Linked DNA regions of Homo sapiens: region 1 is linked to region 2. A link is an interaction called in ENCODE POLR2A ChIA-PET data of the cell type or tissue named here. Cell type or tissue: MCF 10A. All regions are shown on one strand. Each heading gives the region's core, and the rest is flanking DNA. Links, peaks and the distances in the headings are about the cores only.

Region 1 (10,019 bases), core at 2,001-6,000, 160 kb before region 2:
ACAAAAAACCAAACACTGCATGTTCTCACTCGTAGGTGGGAATTTAACAATGAGAACACATGGACACAGGAAGGGGAACATCACACACCAGGTACTATTGTGGGGTGGGGGGCGGCGGGAGGGATAGCATTAGGAGATATACCTAATGCTAAATGACGAGTTAATAGGTGCAGCACACCAACATGGCACATGTATACATATGTAACAAACCTGCACATTGTGCACATGTACCCTAAAACTTAAAGTATAATAATAATAAAATTTTTAAAAAAAGAAAGCACTTCCAAACTCACTCTGAGACCAGCATTACCAATTCCAAAACTGAAAAAGCTATCAGAAAACGAGAAAACTAAAGGCCAATATCTCCTTTGAATATGGACACAAAATCTCCAGCAAAACACTGGCAAACCGAATACAGCAACATATAAAAAGAATCATACACCATAATCAATTAAGTGGAATTTGTCCTAAGGATGCAAGGTTGTTTAACATCTGAAAATCAATTAATATAACATACCCTATCAATGGAAAAAAATTATATGATCGTCTCAGTAAATACACAAAAAGCATTAGACAAAATCTAATGGCCTTTTATGATTAAAAACACTTCACAAACTGTAAAGAGAAGAAAACTTCTTGAACTTGGTAAAAGGCATCTATGAAAAACTTGGAGTTAACATTATACTTAATGGTGAAAGACTGGATGCTTTCCCCTAAAGATAAGGAAAAAGACAAGGATGTCAAGTCTCACCTCTTCTATTCAACATTATACTAGCAGTCAAGCCAGGGCAATTATGCAGGAAAAATAAATAAAAAGCATTCAGATTGGAAATGAAGAAGTGAAATTATCTCTATTCACAGATGACATACTTATATATAGAAAATTCTACAGAATCATATTGAAATTATTAAAACTAATAAATCAATTTGGCAAGGTTGCAGGATACAACATCAACATACAAAAATAAATTGTATTTCAATATGATTGCAATGAACAATCCATAAATGAAACTGAGAAAACAACTCTTGTTAGACATGGTGGCTCACGCCTGTAATCCCAGCACTTTGGAAGGCGGAGGCAGGCCGATCACCTGAAGTCAGGAGTTTGAGACCAGCCTGGCCAACATAGTGAAACCCCGTCTCTACTAAAAACACAAAAACTAGCCGGGGATGGTGGCAGACACCTGTACTCCCAGCTACTGGGGAGGCTGAGGCAGGAGAATTGCTTGAACCCAGGAGGCAGAGGTTGCAGTAAGCTGAGATTACACCACTGCACTCCAGCCTGGGTGACAGAGTGAGACACCATCTCGGGAAAAAAAAAAGAAAGAAAACATTTCTTGTTTTAAGAACATCGAAAATATATATATTTAAGAATAAATTTAACAAAATATATGCAAAACTTATGCTTTGAAAGGCCAGGGTTGGCTGTGCGCAGTGGCTCACGCCTGTAATCCCACTTTTTGGGAGGCCAAGGCAGGCAGATGACGAGGTCAGGAGATCGAGACCATCCTGGATAACACGGTGAAACAACATCTCTACTAAAAATACAAAAAATTAGCCAGGCTTGGTGGCGGGCGCCTGTAGTCCCAGCTACTCGGGAGGCTGAGGAAGGAGAATGGCATGAACCCAGGAGGTAGAGCTTGCGGTGAGATGAGATCGCGCCCCTGCACTCCAGCCTGGGCGACAGAGCGAGACTCAGTCTCAAAAAAAAAAAAAAAAGAAAGGCCAGGGTTGTTATGGATAGTACAACTGCCCCAAGCTTCCTTTTTGCAGGCCAGGACAAGTCTGTGCAATCACTAATACATCCTGCTGCATCTGGATGAATGCCTTGGACTGAGGAGAAAAGCCACTGTGGAAACTAAAGGAGAATACTACCTGGCTATAAGATAGATCTGGATGATTCATTGAACTTGTTCAGCTTATGGAATCCGGAACCCTTTAAGTCACGGTGAGGTTAATACTGCAGGATGGCCTCATCCTGCTGCTTGAAGTCCTGTTGATAATAATTTTAATTAAATACTATATGAGGTAAATTGAATGGATTTGGCCCCAGCCTCTATTGGTCAGATTGACCAGAGCAGCAGATGGAGTGGCATACTCATGCCTAAATTTGCCAGAAGCAGGGGTGTAGAAACAAGGGAGATTGTTTCTACAAGTGGAGATTTTAAAAACATCTTCCACAGGTCTCTCATGTTCCTGCACCTGACTGTCTTTGTTCCGGGATGTATAGCAAACAGTTTTGGAAGATAGTGTCTCCTTTTGGAGTCTGGGGCTTATGGTCCAGTATAATAAGGATAATTTCTCCCTCCAAGATAAAGAGCAGGCATATTCACTGCTTGTTATAGAAGATCCAGGTTTCCTAAATTCAGGGTTCTTCTACAATGCAACTCTCTTCACGTGCAGGGTCACCTGGCCCTCTTCATGTTGCACTGTGAGAGTTATGGTTCAGGGAACCAAGGCAAATTCTGGCTACTGTCATTGCTGTGACTAATAAAATCCTTTGTTTCTGACCCAAGAATCTCATGTCTTCTACCAACATCTATGAAACTGTGGTAGGCTCGCCTGTTTACAGTTAACACTTTGCTTACAGGCCCTTTACAGTTCTTGACTGTGCCTATGACTTACTCATCTTTGTATACTTCATTCCATCTGTACTAAATGAGTATATAAATGAATTTTTATTTGAGCCATGTAAAAACACCCCAAAACATACAGCCGGTCCACAGATCAACTTCATGCCTCTTATGAGATATACAGTATCAGGGTATAAAATACATGACCGAGTATAATTCATAGATGAACAAAAGACCGTTTCCAAGCTATTTATACAAATAAGTCCACAACATAGCAGTTCTATTCATTTCAGCTATCATGAAAATTTCCCCAATCCCCACAGCCAAATTGATTGTGGCTTGATCTGTATAAATCTCTTATACTGCTAAAAATTAATCCATTAATGTCCAGCACAGTTCATCTTCTGCACATCAAAAATTCTCATTCTCATTTTTCCTCTCCCTCTCTCTCTCTGACACACACACACACACACACACACACACACACACACACACACCCCTTAGCAATGAAAAGTTTTTCTTTATATTCTTAAGATTCTCAGCACACTAAGAAAAAACAGCAATAAAGATGTCTGGGTCCTGAGTTAAAAATTCAGCAGAATACCTCCAACAACAACTAAATTGAATATATATACACAAAACAAGTCACATTAAGAGTAAAAACAAGATCTCTTTATCCCATATAAATATCTGCCTCCACACTATTCACAATAGTGAAGACTTGGAACCAACCCGAACGTCCATCAATGATAGACTGGATTAAGAAAATGTGGCACATATACACCATGGAATTCTATGCAGCCATAAAAAAGGATGAGTTCATGTCCTTTGTAGGGACATGGATGAAGCTGGAAACCATTATTCTGAGCAAACTATCACAAGGACACTACATGTTCTCACTCATAGGTGGGAACTGAACAATGAGAACACTTGGACACAGGGTGGGGAACATCACACACTGGGGCATGTCATGGGGTGGGGTGCTGGGGGGGGTGCGGATAGCATTAGGATATATACCTAATGTAAATGACGAGTTAACGGGTGCAGCACACCAACATGGCACATGTATGCATATGTAACAAACCTGCACGTTGTGCACATGTACCCTAGAAATTAAAGTATAATAAAAAATAAATAAATAAATAAATAAGTATCTGCCTCCTAAGATAAAATGCTCCTTGACTTCAACACCTTATAGAGGAATGAGAAAGGGAACATGTTCTCTATTTTTAAGAAGACTTTTTAAAGCTTTCATTTAATTAGCCAGGCGTGGTGGCAGGTGCCTGTAGTCCCAGCTACTCGGGAAGCTGAGGCAGGAGAATCGCTTGAACCCGGGAAGCAGAGGTTGCAGTCAGCCGAGACTGCACCACTGCACTCCAGCCTGGGCAACAGAGCAAGACTCTGTCTAAAAAAAAAAAAAAAGCTTTCATTTAAAAAGCAATTATCAGTGGACCAAAATAGATTTATAAAGATGATTCATCTCAGTTAAGCTTCAGTCAGATAAGCATCCTCAAGTCCCAGACCTGTGTGCTATGATTCAGTGTGAAATGGCTTGAGATAGACAGGGCTGGGCTGAGGCTACAGTCAATAGGGAGCCATCTCATGGAGACTCGGGCAGGAAGCCATGACTGTGGTTAATTCAATGGTGGGTTCCTTTTACATGTAAGCGAAACCTGAGAGTTCTTCTTCCTTCCTTTTAAAATTTGTCATTGAGAAGTTCCATTTTTAATTATTCTTTCACATTTAGCACCTTTGCAGATTTAGGATCTGCAAAAGTACATTAGGCTCAGCAGCATTTGGGGTGCCATGCAACTAGCTCTTATGCTACATTCCAGTTTTTCAGAATGAAGTAAAATAGAACCAAGATCCTCCCTCTGCCTTGCTCACTGATAACCCTCCTGGGCTTGGGGTGAGAGAAGAGACGTCGCCACAGTCAAATCACATCGCTCTCAGGGAAGCAGCCAGCGTTCTTTCAGACATTCATGAATGGCCCTTTTCTCCCTTTCCCTTTCCTTTTGTGCCCAGACTTTCTGTGTCAAGAACCTGAGAGCTGTTCAGAAGGGAAGAAAGGACATAGAGGTGCTCTCGCATTTCTTCCCAGAGGTGCTGAAATTAACCCCTTATCTGTCCTGGGCAAGCATCCTGAGGTTTCCTTAATTAACATTTGTCAGACTCTTTCAAAGGAAAGGTACCAGGTGATGATTACAGTAGCTTGTCTCACCCTCTTTGGCTGGTAAATTAGCTTAGAACTTTCTCATGAAACTTGGGGTATCAAGCAACTCTCCTTAAAAGGAACTAATCCCCTTTCCAATGATTTCCAATTCTAGGGTCTATAGGAAGCAGATACAATGAAAATTTGAGGCAAAAATGTACTCACTATTCAAACTTGATTATAGTGACATCGTTTTCATACTTCAAAATCAAATTCCCAAATTCTGCCCTGCAAATCCTTCCCACTTTTTCACTGTTACTTTGTTTCTATTTGGACTATTCCCATTTCCATGAGGAATACTGGCTCAGAAATAAAACATACACTATAATTTGGCTTTTGGGTTCCAGCTTTAAGACATGTATGAGCATCGTGTTGTTACTGTTAACTTACAATTGAGGATGCTTCTCTCACACTTGTTGATTTTACTAACGTGTGTGAGGGTGCCTGTGAAATCAGCATTCCAGCACCAACCATTTGTTACCAGAAAACTAATAATCAAATCAAGTAAGTGAATCACTGAGCCCCAGAGCCTGCCTCATTCTTTTGCAATAAGGATCGCACCTCATTTCCTTCTGGAACTTGATTACAACAAACAAAGATTCAAAAAGGGCTGAGGCCTAAAGATCACCCTAAACAACTTGGAGAGCTCAACATTGTGAAGCTCAGCTACCAATATGTTGCTGTTAACTCAAAGAATGGAAAAGGAGATGGAAGTTTTAAGGTTCCCCAGACTTGCAGAAATCTGTACAAACCAGCCTAAAGAACTAAGAAAAGAAAAAGCTTTTTTAGTCCTCTGACGTCTACTTGGAAGTTTTCACATACTGTAGTTAAGACCAAAGAACAAGTCTTGGGCCCGTCTAACCCTGACCAAAATTGATTTTCTGTCCAGTAACTGCCCGAGTTCTAGGTTAGTTCATGCCCTATCTGACAAAGCGCCTTCGCTAAATACGCTACAGTAGCCCACAGGGATCTTTTTTAAGGTTTCCCCAAGAGTGACTTTTTATTCCCCTCCTATCTTCCCTAGAATTTTCTTTTGTTTGAAACCGCAACCTCAGTTTTTTAAAATTCCATGAATGAAAAACCATGAATATTTTAGAAAACATTCAGGTTATAGAAGTGGCCACATTTGTTGATTTCTTAAATAAAGCTGAAGTTCTCTGTCCGTTGCTATATGGTAAGCCCTAGGGCTCAATTCAGATAAGTGTACTGTGTTTCACTGCCAAAAAAAACATCCGTTTTCTTCTACAGTCACCATAAACCAACAACCCTAGAAAAACCTGCTTTGTTGTCCTGAAGGAGCTGTTATTGTTCAGAATATTTTACATGTAAGTGAAACCTGAGAGTTCTTCTTCCTTCCTTTTATAATTTGTCATTGGGAACTTCCATTTTTATTTATTCTTTCACATTTAGCACCTGAATACTTATGGGATCTGCAAAAGTACATATTGAAATATGCAAATGGTATATAGCATGTGAGTGTCAGATTCACGGAAATTAAATCAAATACAGGGGAGAGAAAAGAAACAGAGTGCATTAAAGCTAACTTTATGGTCCCAAGCTGTAGACAAATTGTGGTCTGTGGTAGTTAAACAACAGCTGTTCGAATTTAAAATAAAATTATGATAAGGATCCCCAGAAGATAACACTTCTTGAGGTAACAGCATTTACCTCAATGCATCTGTTAGCAAATAGCACTGACGAGCGTTGATGTGAAGGTTTATTCCCATTTCTTTTCCTATGGTCGTTCTGTCATTCCCATTTCTGGTAGATAGTTACTCTTACTGAGTGAAATTTATGTTTCGTTTCCCAGCATAACCTTTTCTTCCATGTCTGCTCAGGTGAATTTCTGCTCCAGCTGGCTGGGGACCATCATGACAAGGGAATGTGATCAAGAAGACAAACACATAGATATCATGAAGAAAAGAAAACGGAAGGTGGGTACTCCTTTAGTTGGGGTTCATTTATTCAAACTAAGTCTTCCTTAAACTCTTAGTGAATAGCAATTCTTTAAGAGCTTCACACCCAATAAAATTTAAACTTTTATGTAGTATTTTCTTCATTTATTGTGCAAGAGCTTTACTGCAGACACGTAGGAAACCACCCAGCTGGAATTTGTAAGAGCAGTGACTGCTGTTTCCCTCAATACCTCAAATCTGTGTGTGCTCATTTCAAGCCTATCTGCTTATTTTCTCTCTCTCTCCTGACTCACTCCATCTCTTGCTCTCTCTAGATCCTGATCTCTGTCCCCTCTCATCACTGTCATCACCATCACATCCACCAAAATGCACATTGGTAGCAAATAGACTATATTCCTAAAAATAAATCTCTCAACCTATATGTTTTTGGTAAATAAAACAATTTATCCAAGCCAAGAGAATGCATACATTTGTTAAACAATTTATACTTTATCTGAAACATGATATTTGTTCATATACTTAAGGATGTTTAAGGAAATAATTTGGAACTGAAAACTTTCCCACAAAGCTGTGTGTATATAGAGAGATAAAATCTACATGTAGAAGCAGCCTCTTTGCATGCCCCAGTGCCAAGAAAAATCGTAATGGAGGGTTTTCAGATACAAATTAAATTTTGAAGCACTTTGCATTTTTTTTATTTTTATTTTTTTGAGACCCAGGCTGGAGTGCAGTGGCACAATCTCGGCTCACTGCAACCTCCGCCTCCTGGGTTCAAGTGATTCTCCTGCCTCAGCCTCCCGAGTAGCTGTGATTACAGGTAGCTGCCACCATGCCTGGCTAATTTTTGTATCTTTAGTAGAGATGGGGTTTTGTCATGTTGGCCAGGCTGGTCTCAAGGTCTGACCTCAGGTGATCCGCCCACCTTGGCCTCCCAAAGTGCTGGGATTATAGGCATGAGCCACCACGCCCAGCCTACATTTTTAAAAATGAGCCAAAAACAGGAGTTAATAAGGAATTATTGTTATTAAGATATGTTAACTTTTAAAATAAAACTGACATTGTAAAATTTGTCAGTGAACTGGAATATTATAGTTTGGGTTGTTTATGATTTTAACATTTTCAATAATATAAAAATTATTTGTTAATAATTTTATAACTTGCTTGCTTTTTCAGATACCAATATACTTTATTCTGAGCCAAGGCAAAGTCCATCTGACAACAGCAGATTGGACAATAACTGAAAATGTAGTCTGTAAGGAAGCTTAATAATAAGATATACATCTCTTTATATTTCACTAAATGGCTAAAGAATGCGGAAAACTTATGTTTATACAAAAACCAGCAGACTGACATTTATAGCAGCTTTATCCATAACTGTCAACATTTGGAAGCAACCAAGATGTCCTTTAGCAGGTGAATTGATAAATAAAACTGTGGCACATCCAGACAAGGGAATATTATTCAGCACTAAAAATAAAGGAGCTATCAAGCCAGGAAAAAACAAGGAGGAAACTCACATGCATATTGCTAAGTAAAAGAAGCCAGCCTGGAAAAGCTGCATACTGTATGATTCCAACTCTGTGACATTCTGGAAAAGTAAAACCCTGGAGGCAGTAAAGAGATCAGTGGTTGCCAGAAGTTAGGAGGAAAGGAGGGATGAATAGGCAGGGCACAGAGGATTTTTAGGGCAGTGAAACTACTCTGTGTGGTCCTGTAATGGTGGTTTAATGTCATTATGCATTTGGCCACACCCATAGAATGTACACCACCAAGAGTGAACTCTAATGTAAACTGTGGACTTTGGGTGATAATGATGTGTCAGTGTGGGTTCAATTGTAACAAATGTGCCACTCTGGTGGGGGATGGTGATAATGCGGAGCTGTGCACGTGGGGTGGGCAGGGGCATGCGGGAAATCTCTGTCCCTTCCTCTCAATTTTGCAGTAAACTTTAAAGCTCTTAAAAAGTAAGTATTTTTTAAACAAGAAAGAAACAAGGTGAACTAAATGTACAGCTAGATCTAACATAAGGAAATAAGAATTGCTATTAATTTACATATATTAACTAATTAATTGTGAACCTTTTTAAAATACCATTGTGAACTGTAATGTATTTTATATTCAAATGAATCCTCAGCCTTCTTCATTGTAAATATTAGCTGAACAAATGAGTAAATAAAAATCGACTTCATAGAAAATCAAGTGAGTCCGGTCATAGCCAGATAACAGTGTTTAACCCACAAAAGATATGCAATTGTTCTTTAAAACAGTAAGAGGATTAATACAAAATTATTAAAGTTTATATTAAAGACATAAATGTAATCTTTACAAATAATTTTCTTATGGATAAATTATGCTTACTGTAGTTATTAGCCGGAACTTGCAATAATCTCCATATTAAGACAACCAAGACAACAATTAGTTTGTTTTAAGGCACCTGCCAACTTATATACTAGAAAATAAAAGTTTTCCAAGTGAAAAAACAGCTTTGCTCAGAATTTAAAACACTCTACTGGATAGCCTGCTTAACAGCACTAGGAAAACAAAAATTCTATGCATCAAAAGATGAATGAAAAGAGAAACAATAAACCAGGATGAAGATACATACAAACCCAATGGCTTCATATCTAGAATACATAAAGAACTCCCACAAATCAATAAGAAAAAGAGAAGCAGCCCAATAGAAAAATGGCAAAGTATGTGAACACAGAATCTATGAAAGAGAAAATTCAAATACTCCAAAACATTTTTAAATATGTTCAACCTCTGGCTGGGCACAGTGGCTCACGCCTATAATCCCAGCAATTTGGGAGGCTAAGGCAAGTGGCTCTCTTGAGGCCAGCCTGGACAACATGGCAAAACCCTGTCTCTGCTAAAAACACAAAAATTAGCTGGGTGTGGTGGCACATGCCTGTAATCCCAGCTACTCAGGAGGCTGAGGCACAAGAATCACTTAAGCATGGGAGACCAAGGTTGCAGTGAGCTGAGATCACACCACTGCACTCCAGCCTGGGCAACAGAGCAAGGCTTTGTCTCAAAAAAAAAAGTTTAACCTCAAAATACTTACAGAGATGCAAATAAAACCATTAGATTTCATACTTATCAAATTCATTAAAGTTTTCCAATTCTGGCAACACATTATTTTGGCAAGTATATGAAGTAACACAGCTGATGGAACTATAAACTTGTACAATCGATTTGGAGAAAATTTGGGAATATATATATATATATATATATCAGATTTGAAACTACTCACAGCCTATGACTCAGCAATTCCAAACCTGAAGAAACTCCTGTCCACATGCCCAAGAAGATCTCTTT
Region 2 (10,019 bases), core at 3,880-7,879:
GATTGAGACCATCCTGGCTAACATGGTGAAACTCCATCTCTACTAAAAATACAAAAAAAAATTAATCAGGCATGGTGGTGGGCACCTGTAGTCCCAGCTACTCAGGAGGCTGAGGCAGGAGAATGGCGTGTACTTGGGAGGCAGAGCTTGCAGAGAGCCAAGATCACGCCATTGCACTCCAGCCTGGACAACAGAGCGAGATTCCATCTCAAAAAACAAAAACAAAAAGAATCTTTGTAGATGGCTGAGTGCAGTGGCTCATGCCTGTAATCCCAGCACTTTGAGAGGCCAAGGTGGGCGGGTCACTTGAGGTCAGGAGTTTGAGACCATCCTGGACAATGTGGTGAAATTCCATCTCTACTAAAAATACAAAAATTAGCTGGGCATGGTTGTACGTGCCTGTAATCCCAGCTACTCAGGAGGCTTTGGGCATGAGAGTTGCTTGAACCTGGGAGGCAGAAGTTGCAGTGAGCCAAGATGGCACCACTGCACTCCAGCCTCAGCCTGGGGGACAGAAGGAGACACTGCCTCAAAAAAAAAAAAAAGTATTTGTAGACTCATTGCCTAACCTTGCTATACAGTTATATTATAAAGCAGTTTTCTTTAACAGTAAAAAATAGTAATAATTCTTTCTTACTGTAACTGTTATACTGTGCTTTAAACTTTTTGTGGCATTTATACATTTATTATCTCATATAATAAACATCTATCTTGTAAGCTACATTAAAAAATAATACATTATTATATAATATGTATAAATGCGTTATTTTCTGAGCTCACTTTACAACTTAAATTAATACTGAAGGCTAAGAAAGCACCTCGTAAGTCAGGCTTATACCATCGAAAACCAATTAGTAAAGATTAACAGTTTGGGTTATTTGCAAGCCCTCTTCATTCTCAATTGATTTTCTATCATTAGATAGACGGAAATTGGTCCTGGCTTGACTGAATCATTGGATCTGCATATTTCTGATGAGTATTCAATGCATGACAGAAAATTTTAGTTGGGGATATGGCAGCAAAGGGATTTCCATCTGTTATAGGTCAAAACCTAACCAAAGACACGTATGATCCTTTTTTTTTTCAGATGGAGTCTCGCTCTGTCGCCCAGGCTGGAGTGCAGCGGTGAGGTCTCAGCTCACTGCAAGCTCCACCTCCCGGATTCGCGCCATTCTCCTGCCTCAGCCTCCCGAGTAGCTGGTACTACAGGCGCCCGCCACCACGCCCGGCTAATTTTTTTTATTTTTTAGTAGAGACGGGGTTTCACCGTGTTAGCCAGGATGGTCTCGATGGTCTCGATGGTCACAAGTCAGGAGACCTTGTGATCCGCCCGCCTTGGCCTCCCAAAGTGCTGGGATTACAGGAGTGAGCCACCGTGCCTGGCCGACATGTATGATCTTTCGAGTGCTATAACTCTGTCAGGCTAGACTAGTTGGAATTGGTTCTGGCCAGTCCTGGACAGTCTTCCCCAAAAGAGAAAGAAGCTCCTCGGGTAAATTCTGACTCTAGCCGAGACCTACTCAGTATTACTAGCAGGGTGAAATGTCACAATCAATATGATTTTCATACTCCTTTTCATTGACTTTCTCAACAGGTAGGATGAGGGCAGTTGCAAAGGGAAAGAATTCAGAGCCCTTCGTACTGTGACACTTTTGGAAGAATGCTTTCAGTCTTCTGACCCCCAAAATCACTCAGAAGTAAGTGTGTCCATTTTACAGATGAACGATTCACACTTGGGCTTTCAACCCTAGCAGTGGCAAAAGAATCCTATTGTCCCCTGGTATAGACACACGCATTTTGAAAAATAAGTTCAGGTGATCCCTGAGCCAGATGGGGATAGCAAATGCATGTTCCTTTTTTTTTTTTTTTTTCTTATTGAGTGGCAGTAACTTTTATTTGTATCTCTTCACGTTTCTGTTTTGTTTTGTTTTGTTTTTAGGGTAAAAAGATGCAATTACTCTGAATGATACCATTTCAGGGCCCATGGTAATGGGACTCTGTGTAATTTGTGAGTGGTCAGTGGAGCAGGACCAAGCATATACCACCCAGGCCTCTGCACTGTCACCTCGCTAGGAGTGTTTATGTCTCCCTACACACAGTACTCTGTTGGCTGCCAAGTATTTTCACTCTGCCATGCCACGTGTAATAAAGAATCCATTTCCAGGCAATTCTCCATTGCATATTCTTGATGAAAGGTGGCTGGCGGGCACCACACTACAAACTGGAAACCCTTTGTACGAACACATATCCTGCCCTGTTACTGCCACTTCATTGATTTAGGATTGGCATTTACTAGAGCTCTCCTTCAAGATCCCACAAACCGGGCACCATTTCCTTCCTCCACCATTGCCTTACCAGGGCTGGTCATTTCCAACTCTCATTTTCTTTCGAGTTGGCATGAGAAGCATACACAAAGCAGAAAGTGGTGCAGTCTGTTTTTCTGTTTTTATTGCCTTCTGCATATACAGAGGGGTCCCTGGTGTCCCTTTCCATATCTAAGTTCAACATTTTACTCAGTAACATGCAGTTACGGAATAAACAAGAAAATGAATCACAATAGCTTGGATAAAGAGCGAGCTCTGGAGCCAAGTAACCCACAGAGTGCCCACATTTATAGGCATCATAGATGTTGCTGCTGATTTTATTTAAAGCTGGGGAATGCTGGACTCAGGCTGCAACAGGGAAGGATCATGTGAAGGCAAATGCATGTTTTGCAACTTAAGCTGGTGCTATCTGTAAGTGTGGGGATGGCGAGCCTTGTGCAAAAATACACGCTTTCCAACCAGGTCCACCATCCCTAGCAACTGGTGACTTATTGGAGCCAACACTTAGGGATACTTGTAAGAATTTTATGGCAACCCCAGGTTATCAGCATTGCAGCAGACCTCTGGAACCCCTGAGTGCAAACCTGGGCTGATGGAGAAAGAGAAGGGAAGCCCAAAAGGAATCATTTCCTCCTCCTCCCAACTATGCCTGATGCCCCTCTGTATATGGGAGGTTCATAAACCCTTCTACCCTGCTTTATATTTTCAGGACACCAGCGTGCTTCCTTTCCTGATCAATGAAATGCCCCAGATAGCCATGCAATCTGCACTGTCACCATATGGCATCTGCCACATGAAAACACCAGTTCAGCATTGGTCCCTCCTCATTCTGTCATCTCATTGGCAGAAGTGTCATTAACTTTGTGGTGACAATTATTCGAGGACCAAGGAAACTGTGGAAATTTGTAAACTCTTGCATGGCTAAATTAAATGCTATTTTAACTAACAGTTAATAGTGTTTACTGCTGTGTAATAGTAATTTTCATTTTTTACTGTATCTAATGACATTCTGATGACTGGAATTCTCTGTAGGGATACCAAATCATTACATTAAGGATGAGTGATTTTAGTATGCAATGACTGATCAGTACAATAATATGTAGCCTAATGCTTAAGCTAGTAAATTAAATCATTTGCACCACAGTGTTTGTCAACTAGAATAGGGATTCCATTATGCTGTTAAATTATAATGTAGAGGCTGCTTAAAGTAAAATAACAAATGAGCATCTCAAATTGTGACACATTGGTGGAATATTTTCTTAAGAGGTATGGAAAAGAGAGAAACACTCCTAATCAACCCAAACAGCCCATCAACTTCTTGTGGTAGGTGACCATTGAACTGAGTTATAAAGGTAAACTTGTAGACACCTTAAAATGTTGGTATAAGAGAATTGCCTGCTAGAGGGAGAGAAGGGAAGTAGGACCTCAGGGAAGGTTTGGATAGTTAACCATAGAAGAATTGGTTTCATCTTGGCATGTGAGATCTAACGAAAAAGCACTGTTGAAAGGCAAAAGAAACGACTCCCTTCCAACTGGTGATTGGCCATGTTTGGGAGCATGTTCAAAATATAACAGCCACCTGGGCGAGACTCCTGTCTCCAGACTGCAGTGAGAGACTCTCCTCTCTGGCCTGAAAGCCATTAAGGCTTTCCTAACTCTCAGACAAACTAGACTGCATTTCACAAACAGGAAATCCTTTTTAAGTTGGCCTCGCCAAGAAGCTAAAGCAAGTTCCGTGTTTAAGATATGAGATCACTCAAACTTGAAAGGCTGCAATACTCTCAAAAAAAAAAGTCATCTAAGTTTTTAGACTTCCTTTTATCTCAATGATTCTCAATCATCAGATCATGTTTGAGAATCAATATTAAAGAAAGATTTGAAGAATAGAACTGGCAGAGTTTTCTCTTGGTTAAAAAGACTTGAAGAATAGAATAAAAGACAGGGGGAAGAGAAGGAATGTTATCCTGTTTTTCCTAAAATAGAGGCTGTGGGATGGGGTGCAAAGGGAAGTAAACTTTACTCAAAAAACCTCAGTGTCTTTTGTAGAGGAAACTTTAAAAACAAGGTCTATTCCATTCAATTCAATTTAAAATTTTTTAGCTAAGCACACATTGGAGCAACTTTAGGAGTCAGGCTGGTTGATAGGTGTTGGGTTTTTTGGTTTTGTTTTTGAGACAGGATCTCACTCTGTCACTCAGACTGGAGTTCAGTGGTGCAATCACAGCTCACTGTAGGCTCAACCTCCCTGACTCAAGCCATCCTCCTGCTTCAGCCTCCTGAGTAGCTGGGACCACAGGTGCACACCACCACACCTGGCTAATTTTTAAATCTTTTGTAGACATGAGGTCTCACTCTGTTACCCAGGCTGGTCTTGAACTCCTGGGTTCAAGTCATCGTCCCACCTAGACCTCCCAAAGTACCGGGATTACAGGCATAAGCCACCATGCCTGGCTGGTTCTGGACTTATAGGGATGAGTGCTGAATCATTATCCTCAAGAAGCCCACAACGCAGTAGATGACACAATATGGAAAACATGAATTACTACTCAGCTCCTTGCGTTCTAACACAAAGATACGCAGAACCCTAAGAGCTCCCAGAAAAGAGGCCGTAGCTCTTTAGACGGAGTGAGGAAGGCTTCCCACAGACTTCACCCTTTATGTCAGTTAGGAGTTGGTCAAATGAAGAAAAGGAGAAAGGTCTTTCCATCAAATAAAAATGCACAGAGGTTTAAGAAAATGTGAGGTATCAACCAAGATTCAAAAGAGTAGTAGGAAGAACCCTCGAAATCATGGAAACCTTGTACAGCACACAGTAAGTCAGAGTAAGTGACCGTGGATGGATTTGTATTCTGGAAATGTCATTCTGGTGGCAATGGAGAGATGGTTTAAAGAGAGGAGAAGGTACAAACTGAGATAGCAGTAAGAAAATTATGATAATAATTATAACAGATGATAAAGGCATGTGAACGATAGTGACTATAGAAAGGCCGCGGCCGGGCACAGTGGCTCAAGCCTGTAATCCCAGCACTCTGGGAGGCCGAGGCGGGCTGATCACGAGGTCAGGAGATCGACCATCCTGGCTAACACGGTGAAACCCCGTCTCTACTAAAAATACAAAAAATTAGCTGGGCGAGGTGGCGGGCGCCTGTAGTCCCAGCTACTCGGGAGGCTGAGGCAAGAGGATGGCGTAAACCAGGGGGGCGGAGCCTGCAGTGAGCAGAGATCACGCCACTGCACTCCAGCCTGGGTGACAGTGAGACCCTGACTCAAAAAAAAAAAAAAGAAAGAAAGAAAGAAAGAAAGGCCGAAACATACATATTTAGAAAGTAAGATGATAAGACTATTGACTGAGATATGGAATTGACATAGCATGCAATGAGTAAGTAATACTAGTCATGGCACAAGGATGCCATTCGTTGGTTGCATTTATTCAATACTAATCAGTACACTAAAATGGCCTCCCTTTGGTAAGCAAAAACACTATTTATACATTTCAGTTTCTTCCCAGGGTATCAAAAGAGAAAACTCTCATGTAATACTATTTGGTATTTTTACTATAAATCAGGCCACTTTACCCAAGATGTAATTCAGAGCAAACGGTATTATTGCAGATTACATTATTCATATTGATATTCAGTGGGTGTATTCTGTGCTAGGGTTTGTGACATTCCTGCCCTGGATGGGGCTGATTGGTTCAGGAGTGGGTTTATAGAGCTAACAAACTGCCTGGCACACAATCTCTACCAATAGGTCACTGGCCACACCTACCCTCCCTTTCAGGGAGCTTGAATCAAAGACACCAAGACAGAATTACCAAGTCCATGATGACAGGAGAGAAAAAAGCCAAGAGAAAATAGCTGAGTCGCCAAAGAAGAAAATCACCCAAGCAAAGAGGATCACATACCTGCTGGTGAGAGGGAAACAAACTCTGTGGTTTTGTTAGCTCTGACTCATGTCCTCAAAGATGGATGTGCAGGTTGGGCACTGCACAAGCACCTCTGGCTAAGGGGATAAATTGGAACAGAAATACAGCTCACCTTTCACCTACCAGGCCAAGCACATGTGTTCAGTGCAGTGACCACCCGGAGAAGGGCTGCCCTAGATTTCTAAGTGGCCCAGAGGCCCTATAGGGCCTAACAGTGGCCCAAGAGAAAACAGTTCAGCTTGCTGTGATGCCTGGTATGCAGAATTGACACTATCTCCTGTCTTGCTTTCAAATCCTTTCAGCAATGACAACTGCCATCAAACAAGAAAAGAAAACTTTTTTTTTCTTTTCTTTCTTTGAGATGGAGTCTCACTCTGTCACCCAGGTTGGGGTGCAATGGTGTGGTCTCGGCTCACTGCAACCTCTGCCTCCTAGGTTCAAGCAATTCTCACACCTCAGCCTCCTGAGTAGCTGGGATTACACTCCACCACACCTGGCTAATTTTTGTATTTTTAGTAGAGACGGGGTTTCACCATGTTGGCCAGGCTGGTCTTGAACTCCTGACCTCGTGATCCACCTGCCTCAGATTACAGGCGTGAGCTGCCGTGCCCAGCCTCACAACCCTTCTTAAAAAAAAAAAACAAAAACAAACGAAATCTAGGTGTGTTTTTGCCATACAATGTATAGTTCCTTAAAAATCTCATATAAATGCAAAATTGCCACATATAGAATAATGTCTTATTGGTACATTTAAATTTAGTTTGATTTTATTAGCTTAGGTTTAGTTTCCATTGGCACTGGCATTTCCAAAGACATAAACCCAATATTTTTCAAAACGGATCCAAAACATTTCCTCGAAATCTTTGAATCTACGAGTAAAATGTTACATCTCCTGAGATTTGTTTTGCTCTTTAAAGTAATTCATAATTATATTTTCTCAGCTAGAAACTGTTTCCCGCTAATGACATCACAGTGCTAATACTTACCTTCTAACTTTCACAGGCAAATGAGGCCTTAATTAGAATACTTCAAGTAAATAAATGTGTTTGAAGGGATTTCCTAGCATTGTACTTAAAAGGATCGTTAGGCTAGGCGAGGTGGCTCATGCCTATAATCCCAACTTTTTGGGAGGCCAAGGCAGGAGGATCATTTAAGGCCAGGAGTTTGAGACCAGTGTGATCAATATAGCAAGACCCCATCTCTACATACATTTTTTTAAGTTTAAATTTAAATTTAAACATTTAAAAAAATTTTAAATCTACATAAATTTTTAAAATTTTTAAAAAATTGTTGTGCACCTATAGTCCCAGCTACTCGGGAAGGATTCCTTTAGCCCAGGATTCTGTGGCTGCAGAGAGCTATGATCGTGTCACGGCACTCCAGCCTGGGTGTCAGAATAAGAGATCCCCCACTCCCCACCTCCTGCCCCTCAAAAATAAATAAATAAAAAGTTTTTTTAAAATAAAAGGACCAACACTCTCACCATTTAGCTGAAATAAAAACCCTTTGCCACATGGCACCCTGGCACAATGTGTTTAATGTGATCAGATTTGATGTTAGAAAGGAAGTTATTGACATTCTCATAAGAATTTTTAAAACTCGGGCAGTGCTCAGTGGCTCACTGAGCCCCAGCACTTTGGGAGGCAGAGGCGGGTGGATCACCTGAGGTCCGGAGTTCGAAACCAGCCTGGCCAACATGGTGAAACCCCATCTCTACTAAAAATACAAAATTAGCCAGGTGTGGTGGTGCACGCTTGTAATCCCAACTACTTGGGAGGCTGAGGCAAGACAATCACTCAGACCTGGGAGGCCGAGGTTGCAGTGAGCTGAGATCGCAGCATTGCACTCCAGACTGGGCAACGAGCGAAACGCCGTCTCAAAAAACAAAAAAAGAATTTTTTAAACTCAAACTAAGATATTTTTTAAATTTGGGGTATTTTCTGGGATATCTGATTACCTAAAACAAACTATTAAAATATGCAGTTTTTAAGAACTGAATTTAACAAGCTCTCTAGGAACCAGGAACTATGCATTTCACAGAGGCACTCTCTTGGTGCTTAGTATGCAAAGAGAAGATGAGAAGATGAGAGCATTTTCTTTGCCCACTAATTTCGCTAATTTGTGTTATTGGGTGATCATATATCCTTACTTAAGGGATTAGCCACTGTTGTACCATTTTATTTCAGTGTTCCAAGAATTCCTTTGGAGATTAAAAACAAATCCTTGGAATGAGAATCCAATTTTTTTCGTCCAAAATTACTTCTTGGGACACCAGTGCAAAATATCAGAAATGAGCTAATCCCTTAAGAAAGGGATATTTGATAACTCAATAGCACAAATTAATTGTGAGAATGCTCAGGGAATCCAAATGCATTATAATTAATTTAATTCTTAAGAAATACATTGAATAATGTACGTAGCTAATCCCCATAAATGTAACCTAGTGGAGGGAAGGTGGGAGTTGGCGTTCTTGCCCTTCTCTGATCTTATAAGCCAATAATCAGCCTGCAGTTTCAGGAAGCAGCTCTAGAGTCGGCACATTCATATGTAAAAGATTATATAGGCATGTAAACTCTACCACAAAAAGATAAATATCATTTCCAGCAGACAAATATATGAAAACAGGTATAAACTGATGGCTCGTACTACCCAGTGGAATAAACTCTTCTGCAATAGAATGAATATGTTCTTCTATAAAGGAAAAGAGTCACATCATAGGGAAAAGAGCTTATTTGGTGAGCACATTTAAAGCTGAATGCGTATATTGTCTCTCGTGGACTTAATGACTCATTTTATTTTTTCCCCCAGAGGTCCAGAGTTACAAAAGCATTATATTTTAAGTTGTGAATTCCTCATTACAGAAATGTTTTATGTACTGCTGCATTCAGATTAAGCTTCTCTGGTGATATCAAAAAAAAATTAGTTATCATGTCTAATTTATGACCCACTTGGCATGCTTCAGTGAGACATTTAGCAAATCAGATTGGTGGGTTGTCAACTATCTTAAGTAATATCATAGCTACTTACGCCATGTAGCTTTTTTTCAAAAAAAGACTGTCAACATTTTCAAGGCCTTTTCATTAAACCATTAGCAGCCCAAAGCTAAGTGGTACGCAGTCTAGAAGGAAAAGGGCTGTAGGTGAAATGCTGCTCCTCTACTGAAATTAAATGCAGACAAACAAAACTCAGAAAACCCATTATGCATCTGGGCAACAGCTGAGTACGCCAGGTGAGTAGATTCACAGGCCGTGGCCAATTTGTATGGCTTTTCCACCTAACAATAAATTCTAAAGGAACACGAAGCACCGCTCCATACCGTGCAATCTTCATGCCAGCTCTGTCTTGTTTTCTTCGGGATGCCAGGTGAGAAAAGTCACCATGGATTCTGGGTGGGAAAAGTGAAGGCTTGCTTTCCATCTCACTCCCACCTCCATCTGTGTGACCTCATGTGATTAAGCTAAGGCCATTGTCCCTCCATTTGTCCTCCAATGAACAGCCATTGTTCCTTTAGTACAAATGTCCTGAATGCCTACCCTGTGTGTAGTTACACAAATGCATAACCCACAGTCCTGTTCCAGTTGCACAGGAAGTGGCCATCAGATTGAGGGAGTAACAGTAAATCACGAGAGGTTAAAAAACAATACAGAATAAAATAACCACAAAAGGCAACTACAAATGGCGACCAAAAGCAAGCAGATGACTAAGTGACTGATGAGTGGTTCAGACAAGAAGCTTTTATGGAGGAGGTGACTTGGAGGTGGGCAGGATTG

The links. ChIA-PET counts read pairs that join two places held together with the same protein. Peaks named below come from ENCODE experiments on the same cell type or tissue, not always from the same donor. Only the 100,000 strongest peaks of a DNase experiment are listed, where the experiment ranks them.
Region 1: POLR2A ChIA-PET joins it to region 2 with 5 read pairs; 2 of 35 experiments call an interaction of 5 or more read pairs at or near these places.

The regions. Positions count from the first base shown.
Region 1 is chr6:10,134,998-10,145,016 of GRCh38, forward strand. LOC124900218 (a long non-coding RNA gene) reads right to left here and starts at 5,687. Exons shown (of 5, transcript XR_007059909.1): 1 at 4,951-5,687. LOC105374918 (a long non-coding RNA gene) reads left to right here and starts at 5,789. Exons shown (of 3, transcript XR_926456.3): 1 at 5,789-6,110; 2 at 6,624-6,719; 3 at 7,875-10,019. It also overlaps the pseudogene OFCC1. In MCF 10A, for the core only: no CTCF peak of the experiment used is centred there; no DNase peak of the experiment used is centred there.
Region 2 is chr6:10,294,016-10,304,034 of GRCh38, forward strand. No RefSeq gene overlaps it. Among named protein-coding and RNA genes, the nearest start is that of TFAP2A-AS2, 110 kb to the right of the region's middle. In MCF 10A, for the core only: no CTCF peak of the experiment used is centred there; a DNase peak (open chromatin) is centred at 6,266.